Regions from separate parts of the Homo sapiens genome. Here all the other regions are linked to region 3. The links are chromatin contacts, found by Hi-C or POLR2A ChIA-PET in ENCODE. All regions are on one chromosome and are shown on one strand. Each heading gives the region's core, a stretch centred on a gene start or an enhancer-like site at or near the end of the contact. The rest is flanking DNA. Distances are from core to core; before and after follow the strand shown. Region 1 holds the start of ASAH2B (N-acylsphingosine amidohydrolase 2B). Region 2 overlaps PRKG1 (protein kinase cGMP-dependent 1). Region 3 holds the start of CSTF2T (cleavage stimulation factor subunit 2 tau variant).

Region 1 (4,401 bases), core at 1,750-4,249, 960 kb before region 3:
CCTACAAATTATGTGGATATGGATGTTTTACGAAAATAAAATTCCTTGTCTTAGAGTGGTTTCTTTTTACTTTTTTTCTACATCTAATATTTTAGAACCCAAAACATGGGGATAAAGACAAATTTTAGCATCTTATCCTTAATATTTAGGAGCACAGCATACGTCATGTTGAGGATGCTACTATGCCTTTACATTATGTTGGAAAGTATATATTCATCTCTGGCTCTCTTTTTTTCTCTCAAGTGATGGTGATTTATAATGTCTAGAATAAAGTATACTTAGAAGCCAAATTAAAACTGTATTTTATCATATTCGTATAAGCTTACTAAAGTATTACTAAATACTCCTGTTTGCATCTTAATCATCTCCAAACTTTTTTCTCCTACTATGGCATCTTTTCATATCTGCATGAACCAAATGTGGCTTTTGAAATAGGAAATTTTGGATGGAATAATAATCCACTATGAAGGAGTCATATAGTTAATGTAAGGAGAAGGGCTGACTTACAAGATGAGACCTAAATATATTTTTAAATTCTTAAACACTACTATACTTTCTCCTTAATGTACCCACAACATATGTCTCAGATTTCAATAGTCCTTGGAGACACATTTTCCTCAAATACCTGAATAAAAAGACAAACCTACAATCTTGCTTTATTATATATAAGAACTTAATAATTTACCAAGTATTCAAAGATATCCAGGAACATTTATCTTCTTCAAAATATTTCCTGATTTTAACTTGCTATTCCATTTCTCATCTGGATCCAGATCAGAACCTTTACCTACTTTTCTGCAGGTTACTCACTTCTGGCTTTCTTCGTGCTTGTGTGGCTCTTTTTTAAACACTTCACACTGAGTTGTGGACACCTATCCCTTCTTTTTTCAAAAGGTCTTTTTTCCCTTCTTTTTTCAGGAGGCAAGGAAGGGGGAGGCAGTAGGAAGGACTGAACAGAGAGGAAGAAGTGCGAAATACTCATTTGGAACAATGGGAGATTGAATAGACCGGAAAAAGAATGATTAAAGTGAGGACTGCTGGCATGGTCCTGTTTTCTTCCAGCCATGTTTAGTTGCATCGTTGTGGCATGGAATAGATGGAGAGCTGAGTTTATCCAGGGCTCCCATCTTACTAAGCAGATAGGAGGTGACAGGGAGGTGGGTGAGTTGAGGAGGTGTGCAAGGGACCAATGAGAATGGTTGGCCATGGAGTTTAAGCTCGCTCACTAGAGAGGGAAAAGTCATAAAGGAAGGAAGAAACAGTGAAAAGGTAGTAAGATCTGGATTGGAGGTACTGGTAAGGTTGCAAGAATTTTGTTTCAGGGCAGTATAGGGAGTAACCTGGATAGCTAGGAGGTGGTGGTCAGAGTGGGCTACTGTGGGGTTTGCAGTCCTTGGACCTGACAAGGTCTAAGGTCTGATCATGGAGGGAGGGGGAAGCTGAGGTAGGGCAGAGGACAGGAGTGGGCTTCATGAGATCAAAAGGATGTTGGAAGGATTATCTACCCGGATACTGACATCTCCATGAAGTAAGAGGCATAGTGTGAAGAAGTTACAACATCCTAAGCTCTTCACAGATAAGGGAAGCATGCACCACGTGGGTAGCCTCTCTTGTTTAGCACCCAGTATATAGCCTATGCAGAGTGAATACCTGGGGGCTGCTGGGGGCGAAAACAAGGTCACTGTGACAGGACCTGAAGCCTGGGGGTCTCGGTGACAGGAGTGGGCCTAGTTTTTTGGTGTAGAATTGAGCCTTGAGTGCACTGGTGGGATCTTATTGAAAGGAACCCCTCCAAGACTAGAAGAAGATGCATCCTCTGACAATGTAGGCTCTGTAGGCGTCCCAAGTACCTGGGCTGTGGGTTAGATGGACTCCAAGGCATTTCCTCAGGTGGCAATGGGCCGATCCCTGGGAAGGCAAAGCTGTGCAGGAAGAAAATGGCAAGATGCTACCTTCCCTCAGGGAAAGCCCCTTTCCCGGGAGCAGGGAAGGCGAGGCAGTTTAGGCTGGGTCAGTTTGTCCCTGCCATCAGAGTCTGTTGGTCCTGGAAAAAGAGGGCCTTATTTTATTTATTTATTTTTCTTTGAGACAGTGTCTTGCTCTGTCGCCCAGGCTGGAGTGCAGTGGCTCGATCTCAGCTCACTGCAACCTCCGCCTCCAAGGCTCAAGCGATCGTTCCGCCTCAGCCTCCAGAGTAGCTGGGACCACAGGGACCACAGGCGCCCGCCACGACGCTGGCATTGATTGATTGATTGATTGATTGAGAGAGAGGTAGCCTCCCTGTGTTGCCCAGGCTGGTCTTGAACTGCTGGGCTCAAGCAATCCTCCTGCCTTGGACTCCCAAAATACTGGGATTACAGGCGTGAGCCACCGTGCCTGGCTAATTTTCTTCCTTTCTTTTTTTTCCTGCGAGACGGTGGGCGGGGGTATCTCCCTAAGTTGCCCAGGCTGGTCTTGAACTCCTGGGCTCAAGCGATCCTCCCGCCTCAGCCTCCCAAAGGGCTGGGATTACAGGCATGAGCCACCGCTTCCTGCCAAAAGAGGGCTTTAGGGCACCCCCAGAACCTGAGATCTCCCTCATCTGTCATCTTTAAAGAGAAGGAAGTCGACTCCCAGTCGAGCCATAGTCCATTTGTCCCGGGCACGGTGACTCCGGGGTGGCCAGGACCAAATGTGTCTCCTTCTGGCTTTTGCACCGCACCAACTAATCCGCGGCAGGCCGCACAGCTGCCCTGGCCTTCGCGGAGGACTAAGGCGAGGGCGGTGTACGCTGCTCCGGAGTCCCACCGCGGGAGTTGAGGCAGCGGATTCCGAGGGCAGGGTGGGGCGGAATCGGGAGGGATGCGGACCCGGTGGAACGCACTGCGCAGACGGCGCCGGCGCCCGCACACAGCTGTTGACTAGTCTTCCAGCTCTCCCCTGGAAGTCGTCCAGGCGCCGGTCTCTTTTTTCTGCCTTTTTGTTTCCCTCCCCGCGAGTCGGCGCGACGGTGAATTTCCGTTTCCGGCGGTGTGGAAGCGGACCTGAGGAGTCGCAATTGTGAACAGGTTCGGTGCTGCGGCTGGGGTAGGCGGCAGTGGGGTCCCTGGCTCTGGGGCACTGGGAAGATCGCGAGTCGTGCGCGTGGGAAGGTCCTTCCCTGGTCCTCCGGGTTATCTTTGCTCCCCAGGAGCAGCATATTTCACCTTTAACGGAGGCGTGCCCGGGAGTCGTTGGGAGAGGGAACGGGGTGAATCCCTGCAGAGAGCCTGACGGGGAGGGAAGGTGTCCGGGAGACGTCGTTTCCTGGCGACGTGGTCCCAGCAGGCGACTCGGACCTGAGCCGAATCTGTTGACCCCAAATTGTGCTTTTCCCACCAAGAGCAAAAGAAAGAGAAACATTAGTACAGCTTCGGAACTAAAATATAGTAGAGAAGCAACATAACCTCGGAAATCCCACAGCTATTCAGTTTCAAAGCGTTCCTAGTGCCCAGCTCTCCTAACTCCCAGCCGGTGTTCCTTGACGTTATGGTGATATATAAAGACTTTCTGTTTCCGCTCGTGTTGTGTGTCTGTGGGAAGCCTCTGACTCACTTCTGTGCTCCAGTAGCACCCTGTGCAGCCTTGCAGTGTATCCCTTATTGCACGGAAGGTACTAGTTTGGATTTCCTCTGCAAGTCAGATCATAGCTATATCCATTCACTGGCACAGTGGCTAGCACATCATAGATAGACCAAACATTTATTAAACGGAATTAATACAGGACCTTAATTGAATGAAATGGCACCCTTTCCCGCTTTTTTTCAATCAAGCTGTCAGATTTTATGCAGCCTGATATTCTTAAAAAACTCACTAATTCAGTGATTACCAATTTATTGGCCACAGATTCCCAGGTACCTCAGAAATCACTGGAAGGGTCTCTGTAAGTCCATGGGGTCTCCAGGCATCATTTAGAACCAGTCATATCTCACACATACAGATACTGCTGTTTTTCAAATGTGTGTAGATGAGTTATAATTCAGGAGTTTTACAGAGGTGACAGGTACTAAAAGTAATACTGCGATCCTATTGGAAGTTCATAAAAACGTTTTAAATTTTTTATTACAATTTAAGTTTAAGTTAGGAAACCACTTCATTAGTCCAGTTGATACCTAGGTCTGAGCTGTCCAGTATGGTAGCGACATGTGACTGTTTAGAGTTAGAATGAAATTAATTAAAAATTCATTTTTTCAGTTTCTTTAAGAACATTTGTTTAGGGCCACAGGTTTCCAGGCTTAAGGGTGGGGCCTTTGCCAGGGAACCACTCTCTTCTACCCAGTATTTTCCTGTCTCCTGTCCATATCACAGGGATATACTCCGGCAAGTATTGCTATTAATTACTTCATTCATTCAACAGATGTATTGTGACAGATACTGTGCTAG
Region 2 (4,907 bases), core at 2,310-4,809, 560 kb after region 3:
CCTAATTTTCCTCTCATGGATATTATATTTTACTCTTTTAGACAGATGTTTATATATAATGAACACCATAGTCCTAAGAATTAATTGAGATTGGAACTATAGCCCACTTTGCAAAAACTGTAGATATTACTGCTGAGTGATAAATTCAAAATGGATCATTGGGTACAACTTCTACATCGGGACGGAGTGCACGTCCTTAACCTTTTACGGCCACATCAGCTTTTGTTGTCTTGTACATCCACAACACACTGTAGACAATCAGAATGCCTATATTGTCTTCAGTATTCAATGTGGACCAGCCACTTAAGTGATCACTAATACCTTATTTTCCCAATTCTTGCCACTTACTAATTGCCTGATAATATTACTTTTGGGGTATTAAAATATTATCTGTGATTGTTCATCTTTTACATACATTCAATGATGCTGGAATTGGGAGTTTGGCCTCATCACTTTGCCCATAATTGTACATAACATTGTCACGGAATATAATCAATCACCATAAGGGTAACAGTGTACCATCAGAGTTAGGAGTAAGATGTAGGCAGAGACCAGTTCTTTTGTGATTACAGAAGTTTTACTCTCCTCTGAGAATGACGCATGCAAGATAATCTTGTCAATATTATAAAGTGCTATTGAAGCAATATCTAAGCAATAAATCTTCATATAAGCTAATTTCATATTTATGTACACAGTGCTCAACATGTTAATACAAAGTATATAATACTTAGTGTCTTAGTTTAGCAGTAATGTTGAGCAGGTAAATGACATTTCAAGATAATACCATAAGTTACACTTTAATTTTAAAATAGTATTTTAAAAAATTTCCCAGAAATAAGATTATAAAATTATAAACCCTCCAGTGGAGTATAAAGAATTTAGAAATTTGAATTTTTGAACTTCATTTCCTGTTAGAGTGAAGTTAAGAATGTAGTTTTCTCATCACTGTTTGACATACAGATTGTGTTTGTGTGTGAAGGTAGTTACACCCTTCACAGACTTTTTAGCATTTCTTAATTTTTATCATTCATGTCAATTTAGATAAATGTAGATGCAGAAGTATTTTTCTACAGGAGAATTTATAAATAGTTTATTATCAATTTTTGGACGTGAGTACATAATTTTGCCACATAATAAGAAACTTAAATGTGTTCAGTAAAGAGTCCAGAAGCTTAAAGTGAAGATCTTTTAGGCATAGGAATTGTAGTCTTAAGCTATTCAGTCTCTTCCTAAATACTCTCAGCATAACTGACATTCACTTGTTTAATATCAGACAGTATCCTGTTCACAACCATTTCCTCTGGGCAGTCATTTGGACTGCTTTCCTTTCTGTTTTCTGGCATGTGCCATATTTTCTGCCTATGTTCTTTATTTTTAAGAATGGTCTTTCTAATGTGTTCAGTTACTGTCTGTTTACAGTATGTCTTCCAGGAGAACACATTCCATTTATAGTATCACTTTCAGCAAAAGAACTCAGCTCTCTTTTTATATATGACTTATTAATTAAAGCTCTAAGCACTGCTGTAAGTCATCTAGGTAATCGTCTTCATTTACAAAGTATAACTGTAAAATAAGGAGGTTGTTTTACAAATTACAAGTGAAAATTAGTCCCATTGCCTTATAGTCATATTCCCAATTTACTCTACTTTTGTCCCTGCGAGAAAGGCACCTGCTTTTCAGAATAGATTTGTATGACTCAAAGACAAACTGATTTTTTAATATGCCAATAATATGTAGTCGGTGCTTTAAATATTAGATATTTAATCTGTTTATTTAGCAATCCACATATCTCCTATACCAGAGCGGCAAACTTGGATAAAGCACAGGAACAAATATAAGATAAACATAACCTCTGTCTTTTTGGATTATATTCTTTCTGCATCAGTTATTATGTATATATGTAGTGAGCTCTATGATTGAAGATAAAAAATTTAATAAATAGAATAGTTCTTAGCTCTAGAGACTCACAGTCTACTGGGAGGGGCAATCATGTAAACTAATAAACTCATAAGCAAAGCATGATCAGCAGGGGTTCAGTGTGTGGAGGAACAAGACGTCTTGCAGGAGATAGCATTTCTGAGGCAGAGGGAGAGTTAAGGCATCAACATAAGTAACCTGATGCATTATGGAACATACTTAGTAAAATGAAACTATTGAAGAAACAAATGTTTATTAATAAATATTATTTCTTTAATAAAATAACCTTTCATTTGAACCCTACTTTATAATCTTCAAATTACTTTCATGTTCATTGTATAATTTTGCCCTTATAGCTACTCTGTGAGGAGAACATGAGACATGATCCACATTTTACAGGAAAGAAGACAAGAATAATGTATTTATGTGGTTTAAGGCCACTTAGTCATTGAAAGAGCTGTTGTTATTGCCCAGAATTACTGATTTTTTAACTAGAAGCTTTTTCTGCCATTCTGGGTTTTAAAAATATTTGGATTCTTACCACCACCATCAACAACCACCCCCAAATCAAACAAGTGTTACTTCATTGTTATATGTACACCTTTGCTTTAAAAAAATTCTTCTGGAATTCAAGAACCTGAATTAGAACTAAATCTAGAATAGATGTAGTAATTGTCTGCTGTGTGCCTCTCTTTTTGTTATATCCTCAGAGGCTCCCCTTTCTCTAAATCCTTTTCTGCTCCTAGTTTAATGGCAAAATACCTGCAGAGAAAAAAAATCCGACAGTGTAACATGGTAGCTAGAAGCTAGAGCTCTAGAATTAGGCTTTCTGGATTCAGATATTACCCATTGTGTATGCTTAGTCATTTACTTAAAACTTTCTGAGCCTTGCTTTTCTTGTCTCTGAAATGATGATAATAATAGGATATGTACCTCACAAGGTTGTGAAGATTAAACGAGTTAAAGCCCTCAAAATAGTGTCTCACACATCATAGGTCAGTAAATGGTGTTAATGTTGTTATTGTTGCTATTATTATTAAAGCATGCTAATGATAGTTCTTTTTATTTATCACTTCCAGCTATAAGCATAGAAAAGGAAGGGAATGAAAGTATTTTACTCTTTTCTTTTCCATTGCTAGGCCAAGGCCTGAGAGTGCAACCATTATTCCAATATAAGTAAGAGCCAGAGGTCTTCAAATGACCTTCAGTGATAACCTCTATTAAATTTCTCCAGACCACTAAGCTCTTAACTTTCTGATCTGTCATGAGAGGAGATGGGAAACAATTTTCAATATCCCTTATGCTGAACCTGTGTGCCCCTGAAGTAGCCTGCTTTTATTCATCCATTTCACTTCTAAATTGTGAAGCCCCACCTCTTAACCTCTCAATGGGAAATCATTTTCAGTGCAAACTGCTGAATCATACCTAGTTCCTCTCCAGCCTTCTTAACCCATGGCACCTCAGTTGGGCATAATAAAGACCTGGCTCTTGGCAAGTTGAATACAAAAGTTACCTCTCATTCCTTCTCTGCTGCAGTTCAGTTTCTAAACCACATAACTGGATTGCCCAGGAAAAGAAAATGTGGTAGTCGCGAGAACCAATTTATGCTAAGACAAGGAGGTGTATTTCACAGGGTGTGTCTGTTCATGACATCCATACCACTCTCACAGCATTTTTGCCAGCTGCCTTGGCACTATAAAAACAAGCAAGCAGGCTTGGAGTGCTATGTAAACCAATTGAAAAAAAAATAGAAACTAAGAGGTGATTAAGCAAGAAGTTAGGTGATAAACCCATTGCTCAGTCAGCAGGGTCTTATTGCGAAAGGTGAGCAACTTAACTCCAAAGGGAAACCCCATGTAAGATGAAAACATTTCAAGAGCTTCCTACTGCCAAGCCGCACAGCAATGAAACAGAATAGCTATGGAGATCTTTGGGCAGTATTGCCATGTGTACCCACGGTGATTTATGCTACATCGGACACCTGGGGAAACCCTGCTGCCCTAAGGCCTTGCATCCTCTGTGACTAAAGTGAGTAAGGACTCAATACTGGTTGAAACTGAAAGTTTGCTTCATTTTAACACAGCCTCTTCTTTAGTAGTACTCTGTGGTTTATTATTAAATATGTAATTCTCATGTTATGTTTATTCTTCAAAAGAATAAAAACGGACAAAAATTATTAACTCTAATAAATAGCACTCATTTCTCAGAAAATAAGTTCTTCAGAGAACTAATGAAAATCCCATCTAATAAACACTAATTGAGCATCAGTAGGTGTAGTAACAATATACTGCAACTGCTAAAATAACCACATGACAGTTTCAATGCAGAAATTACAAGTAGTAAAGCTTATCTCTACTTTGGTATATGCAAATAAAGTAAGATAAGCATTACTTCATCTCATTATTGTAGAATAAATTTCTTTTGTACATTGATAATTATAATAAAATTTAGATTACATGAATGAAAACAAATATGTTACTTTCTAACCCATCTTGTGAAATTACAGAAATTTTATATATTAGCAATCAATTGAAATGCCTATTTTTTCTTACAAGTAGTTGAAGTTAGTATCCTACCACAAGATAAAATGTTAATAGTTTCTCCTCTAAACCTGCATATGATTTTAGAATAATCACTATAAATCTAGAATGCACTGGGCATGTCTTTCCAAAGCTTAAAATAATTGGTGATAAAACAGCTCTTACAAAAGTTGACATTTAGGTCATACTTGCCTTTTTTGTTTTCTATGACATAAATATTATTTCTTTAATCCAAGAAATATTATTTCTTTAATAAAATAACCTTTCATTTGAACCCTACTTTATAATCTTCAAATTACTTTCATGTTCATTGTATAATTTTGCCCTTATAGCTACTCTGTGAGGAGAACATGAGACATGATCCACATTTTACAGGAAAGAAGACAAGAATAATGTATATATGTGGTTTAAGGCCACTTAGTCATTGAAAGAGCTGTTGTTATTGCCCAG
Region 3 (4,544 bases), core at 1,496-3,995:
ACTGATTTTTGGGAAGGATTTTTAGAGAATTACTGACTCAGATTTAGGGCTTAAAGACTATTGAGAAATAGGAAGGTATTGAGAGACTGGGTTTCATCAGAGCGGACTTAAGTAACCTGGTTGATCTTAGAATTGTCACAGCAAAATCATCATGCTCAGATGCTTGGGGCCTGGCAGAACCTTGCTGGTCTCTGAAGGATGGGATAAATGAAGCAACAGTAAATCAGGTGCACTCCTTGATTTTTCAGGTAACATAACTTTAGAAAAAAACAATTCTAATACAAGTGTAACCTTATCCTGTTAACTCTGTTTCAAAAATAATTCTAAAACACTAAGACAATGCTTATCCTATTGCCTCCAAAATAGGATTTTGTATTTTAAATGGTTTACCAAAAAATGTATCTTATACTTTTGGGTAAACTTTTATTTTGTTATACAACCAAAAATCTTAAAACTATCTTAGTACATTAACGTTTTAACAGGTCAACTTTTAGTCTTTATGAGCAGTTTTCACGAAGTTTTACTCGACATTTAAAAAATGTAGTTAACATACTGTAGATGCTTCAATATTGCTGCTTATTCTTTGTAATCTTATTTGGCATAATATAATCATGTTCAGAGTTATTTTAAAGTAACTTAAAGTGAACAGACGCACTCCCTCCTCCCCCCACCCTCAATTAAAAAAAAAAGGAAAACAGAAAGAAAGAAAAAGAACAAAAAATAAGATTAGGTTCTAGGAGGAGGGAAACCCTAATCCAAGTGTGGGGATACAGAAGTCAGCTTTTTGCACCCATTCTCCATGCTACAGAATAAAATTTGAGACTACAGCCAAATATTTTCTAAAACCTTTCAAGACGCTCCAGTGGATTTCTGGATTTGTTCCTTTAAAATCAGGATACTCTGCCTTTGCTCAGGGGGCAGCATGGCAATCTGATCTGCAGTCAGTTGAAGAACCTGCATGATCAAAGCTGCCTTCTCCTGATCCTGTGGAGTGACCTGGCTCTGCCCAGGACTAAAACTGCTAGGCTGGCTTCCACCTTGCTTGCTTGCCCCCTGTATACCTCCTCCTTGTATACCTCCTCCTTGTATACTGACTCCTTGTATGCCTGCCCCCTGCATCCCTCCTCCTTGTATGCCTGCTCCCTGCATGCCTGTTCCTTGTATGCCTGTACCCTGCATACCAGCTCCAGGATTCCCCACCCCTGAAATGCCTGGGACCTGTCTGGGTCCCTGAGGAGGGCCACCTGCCCCTATATTAATGGGACCAGGACCCTGAATTCCACCAGTCATAGGGCCTCTTGAACTGGGGACAGGGCCCCTCATCTCCAATCCTCTTGCATCCATGCCCCTTGCTTCCATCCCTCTGGTTTCCATCGCACAGGTCTCCATTCCTCTCCTCTCCATTACACGTGTCTCTAAGACCTCAGTTTCCATGGCACGAGTCTCCATCGCTCGAGAATCTCTACCACCTCTACCATCCATAGGTAGACCCCTTTGATCTATCATGGGGCCTCTGGGCTCTCCAATTAGCAGTCTGGGATCTCCTAATGGCCCTCCCCTCATCTCATGTGAGGAAGGGCCACGAGTGTCATGACCAGAGGCATGATGCATGGGGGGACCCTGATGGGGTGGACCCAGATAACCTCTGGGCTCCACTTCTCCAGTGACTGAAAGCAAAGTCCCTCCACGTGGGTCATTTGGAGCATCTCCTAACAGTCCTCGAGGAGGCAGACCACCAGGAGTCACGGGTCCGCGAGGTATAGGAGCTCTAGGATCTGACATCTGCACTTGTCCCCGCTCTAAAGGCACTGGGCCAACCCCTGGCATTCCAAGTTGGGGCTGCATTGCTCCTCCAGGAGTTAAGGAACCAGGACCAGCTCCGGGAACTGCAGCTGGTATTGGCCCTGGAGCTGGAATTCCACCCTGGATAGGAGTCTGCATCAGAGGAGGAATGTCCTTCACAGGTCTTCTAGCCAAATGCTGAGGCTGAGGAGCTGGAGGATTCTGCTGGTTCAGCAGAACATTAGGTCCTGGGCAGAGCCCAGGGCCAGGGCCAGGGCCAGGGCCAGAGACAGACACAGACTGAGATTTGCCTGGGATCAGTGGTGTGACATGTATCTTCCGATGCAGAATTTTCAGAGCAATCTCTGGATCCATGATTCTCATCACTACTTGTGCCTGCAACAGTGCATAAGCCAGTTGTGGATTTTGAAGTAACATGTTTCGAGCTTCCTGGTGGCTGTTTTGGACACAGAGCTTCATCTGCTTCATCAGCTCAAACATCTGCTCCGGGGGGAGACTGGCTACTGCTCTGGTAATCGATTCAGGGGCATCTTCTGGATCGATGGGATCCCCATAGGGTGAGTCAATAATGGGCGCTGCAGGCCCAAGGCTCTTTAACTCCTCCTTATTCTTTTCACTGGCAGCATTGTCCACCCGAAGCGCTCTCCCACTGAACTCCCGCCCATTGAGGTTCCGCATGGCACTAAGCGCGGTCTCCTGGTCTTGGTATTCGCAGAAGCCATAGCCCTTGGGTTTTCCCGTCTCTCTATCGTATACCAGCCGGAAACTGACAACAGAACCAACCTCCGAGAAAATGTCCTTTAACTGCTCCTCAGTTGCCTCATATGGAATGTTCCCCACGAACACGGAACGCAGTGATCGATCCATTGCCGGGTCTCTCACCGCCAAACTCGACATGATTCCGGTTGTGCAGACAGCCGATAGCGGATTCTTCGAGGCGTCTGTCCTCTTGCGACCGACACTTCCGCTGAGCAACGGAAGCGGCTTTCAAGATCCGGGCAGAAACTTTACTAATTCGCTTGAATCGTTCCGCTTGCCTGTGGAACCTGCATCCCACTAACAACTTATCTAATGCTTTCAGTCCCTGATCCTTCATGGTTCTGTCAGCTTCTTATTACAGAGTCGCATGATTCCTTTCCCATTTCACGTTCCGCTGACTTTCTGTGGGGCCCCAACAGCCCCACTACGACACGCTTGGTACGAGATGACCACAGTAAAGATGGCCGCATAGACTTCACCGTAGTAACTGGGAGGGGACTCTTCCCTTGACGTCAAAGGCGGTTTTGCTTCCGTTCCGCTGGCGGGAAACCGCCAACCGAAAGCGGATTTAAGGCGGCGTGTTTTTCGTTCTGACAAAGTATTTTCATGTGGCCTTTTATTATAGTATAGTTAAGCTAGATTTAAAATCACATTCCAGACTGAGGGAAAAGCGTAGTCGTTTCAGCACATTTGAGATTTGCCCCTTAAACTAAAACAGTATTATATCTCCTTTTTAGAACAACGTTTTTGGAAATTAACTGACAAGAAATATAAACTGAAGCGTGTGCCGGCTGGGCCCTGCCCCCATTCTGTTGCTTCCTATAACCGCTGTTAATGGATGGGTGGCAGACCCTTCTAGGTTTTTCCTGAGCACACGGGCAGCCGTCGTGCTATTCCTAATATTACGGTTTTCTTCCTTAATAACAACCGATTTCAATATTAATTGGTGATTAAATAAATTAGTGATTAATTAGTTATTAGTATTTTATGGCTTCAGAGTATGGAATAAAGAAATTTACTTAACTATCCCTACGTTGATTGGTTCTGATTTTTATTATATCATGCAGTGAGTCCACCACTTCCATGAAGGGAGAAACAAATAGCGGGTGTTTGTCTTCTGCTGTTAGCTTTGCAGGTAGGAGTTAAAACATATTCAGTGTGGTGTTTCCCCGCCTGCAATTCGAAGCTAGAACTGAAGCTTGGAGAGGGCTAGGTAAATTCCCAAGGACAAGCAGCTGGAAAGAGGCCAAGTCAGGATTCTAACCCAGCTTGGTCTCGCATAGCTCCAATTCTACACTGCCTTACGTGTATTGAATATATGAAATGAAGCTAGTGTGATTGAAGAAATGAATTTTAAATCTCATTTTTTATTTAAATATAAAAACTAATGTTCAGTAAGCTATTGGAAAACTTTTTTAGTATTTAGAACAACTTGGATATAGAATCTACTTTTGCAATAATAAATTGTGTTCTAAATAAAAATCATTTTGAAGAACACTAAGACAAAAAATAAAAACAAATAAAAAGAAAGTATTTCCAGTCAAAATTTAACATACTGGTTGAGGTGTGCCATACATGTAACATACATGAAAGATTTTAATGATCAAATACAAAAAAAGTAAAAATAGCCCATCAATTTTATATTTTTTATAAGTCGAAATGTAATATTTTTATATATTTGAGTAAAAAATTATTTTGAAGTTAATGTTATTCATTTCATTTTACTTTTTTAAATGTGGCTATTAGAAAATTTAAAATTATATGGATAGATTGCATTATACTTCTGTGGACTGGACTGCTCCAAGCCTGTGCTTTAATTCCAAAACAGAGAATTATTTTATTCTGAAATATGCCTCTTAAGTGGATTATGAAACTTTTAAATTTCAGCAAAAAAATTGTATTATGTATCTTCAGTATCCTATTCCAATGAATAGATTTGACATGAGTATGATGGTTTAGCTGCAAATAAGACATCCATTTAC

Evidence for each region. Hi-C counts contacts between places; a loop is a spot of excess contacts on that map. ChIA-PET counts read pairs that join two places held with the same protein, here RNA polymerase II (POLR2A). Pooled maps may share reads with other maps.
Region 1: a loop to region 3 is called in a pooled map, with 21 times the contacts of the local background. The contact joins the promoter of ASAH2B here to the promoter of CSTF2T in region 3. A Hi-C loop is called at or near these places in 8 of 50 pooled maps. POLR2A ChIA-PET finds 5 or more read pairs at or near these places in 3 of 52 experiments (CD8-positive, alpha-beta memory T cell, activated B cell and naive thymus-derived CD4-positive, alpha-beta T cell).
Region 2: a map with no recorded cell type shows a loop between it and region 3 (8-fold over the local background). The contact joins the enhancer-like site here to the promoter of CSTF2T in region 3. A Hi-C loop is called at or near these places in 1 of 37 single-sample maps with no recorded cell type and 1 of 50 pooled maps. POLR2A ChIA-PET finds 5 or more read pairs at or near these places in 2 of 52 experiments (Panc1 and WTC11).

Annotation. Positions count from the first base shown.
Region 1 is chr10:50,736,937-50,741,337 of GRCh38, forward strand. ASAH2B (N-acylsphingosine amidohydrolase 2B) reads left to right here and starts at 3,000. Exons shown (of 6, transcript NM_001321958.2): 1 at 3,000-3,047.
Region 2 is chr10:52,253,677-52,258,583 of GRCh38, forward strand. All of the region lies in intron 10 of PRKG1 (protein kinase cGMP-dependent 1), which reads left to right. Among named protein-coding and RNA genes, the nearest start is that of PRKG1-AS1, 58 kb to the right of the region's middle. Within about 2 kb of position 3,560, at least 4 of the 41 ENCODE cell types and tissues checked have a DNase peak (open chromatin) inside an H3K27ac peak, as active enhancers do.
Region 3 is chr10:51,696,850-51,701,393 of GRCh38, forward strand. It overlaps CSTF2T (cleavage stimulation factor subunit 2 tau variant), which reads right to left and starts at 2,746. Exons shown (of 1, transcript NM_015235.3): 1 at 1-2,746. The coding sequence starts at 2,700. The coding sequence ends at 850. The region is part of intron 3 of PRKG1 (protein kinase cGMP-dependent 1); the gene reads left to right. RefSeq lists enhancers at 2,434-3,013, 3,138-3,826 and a silencer at 3,580-3,874.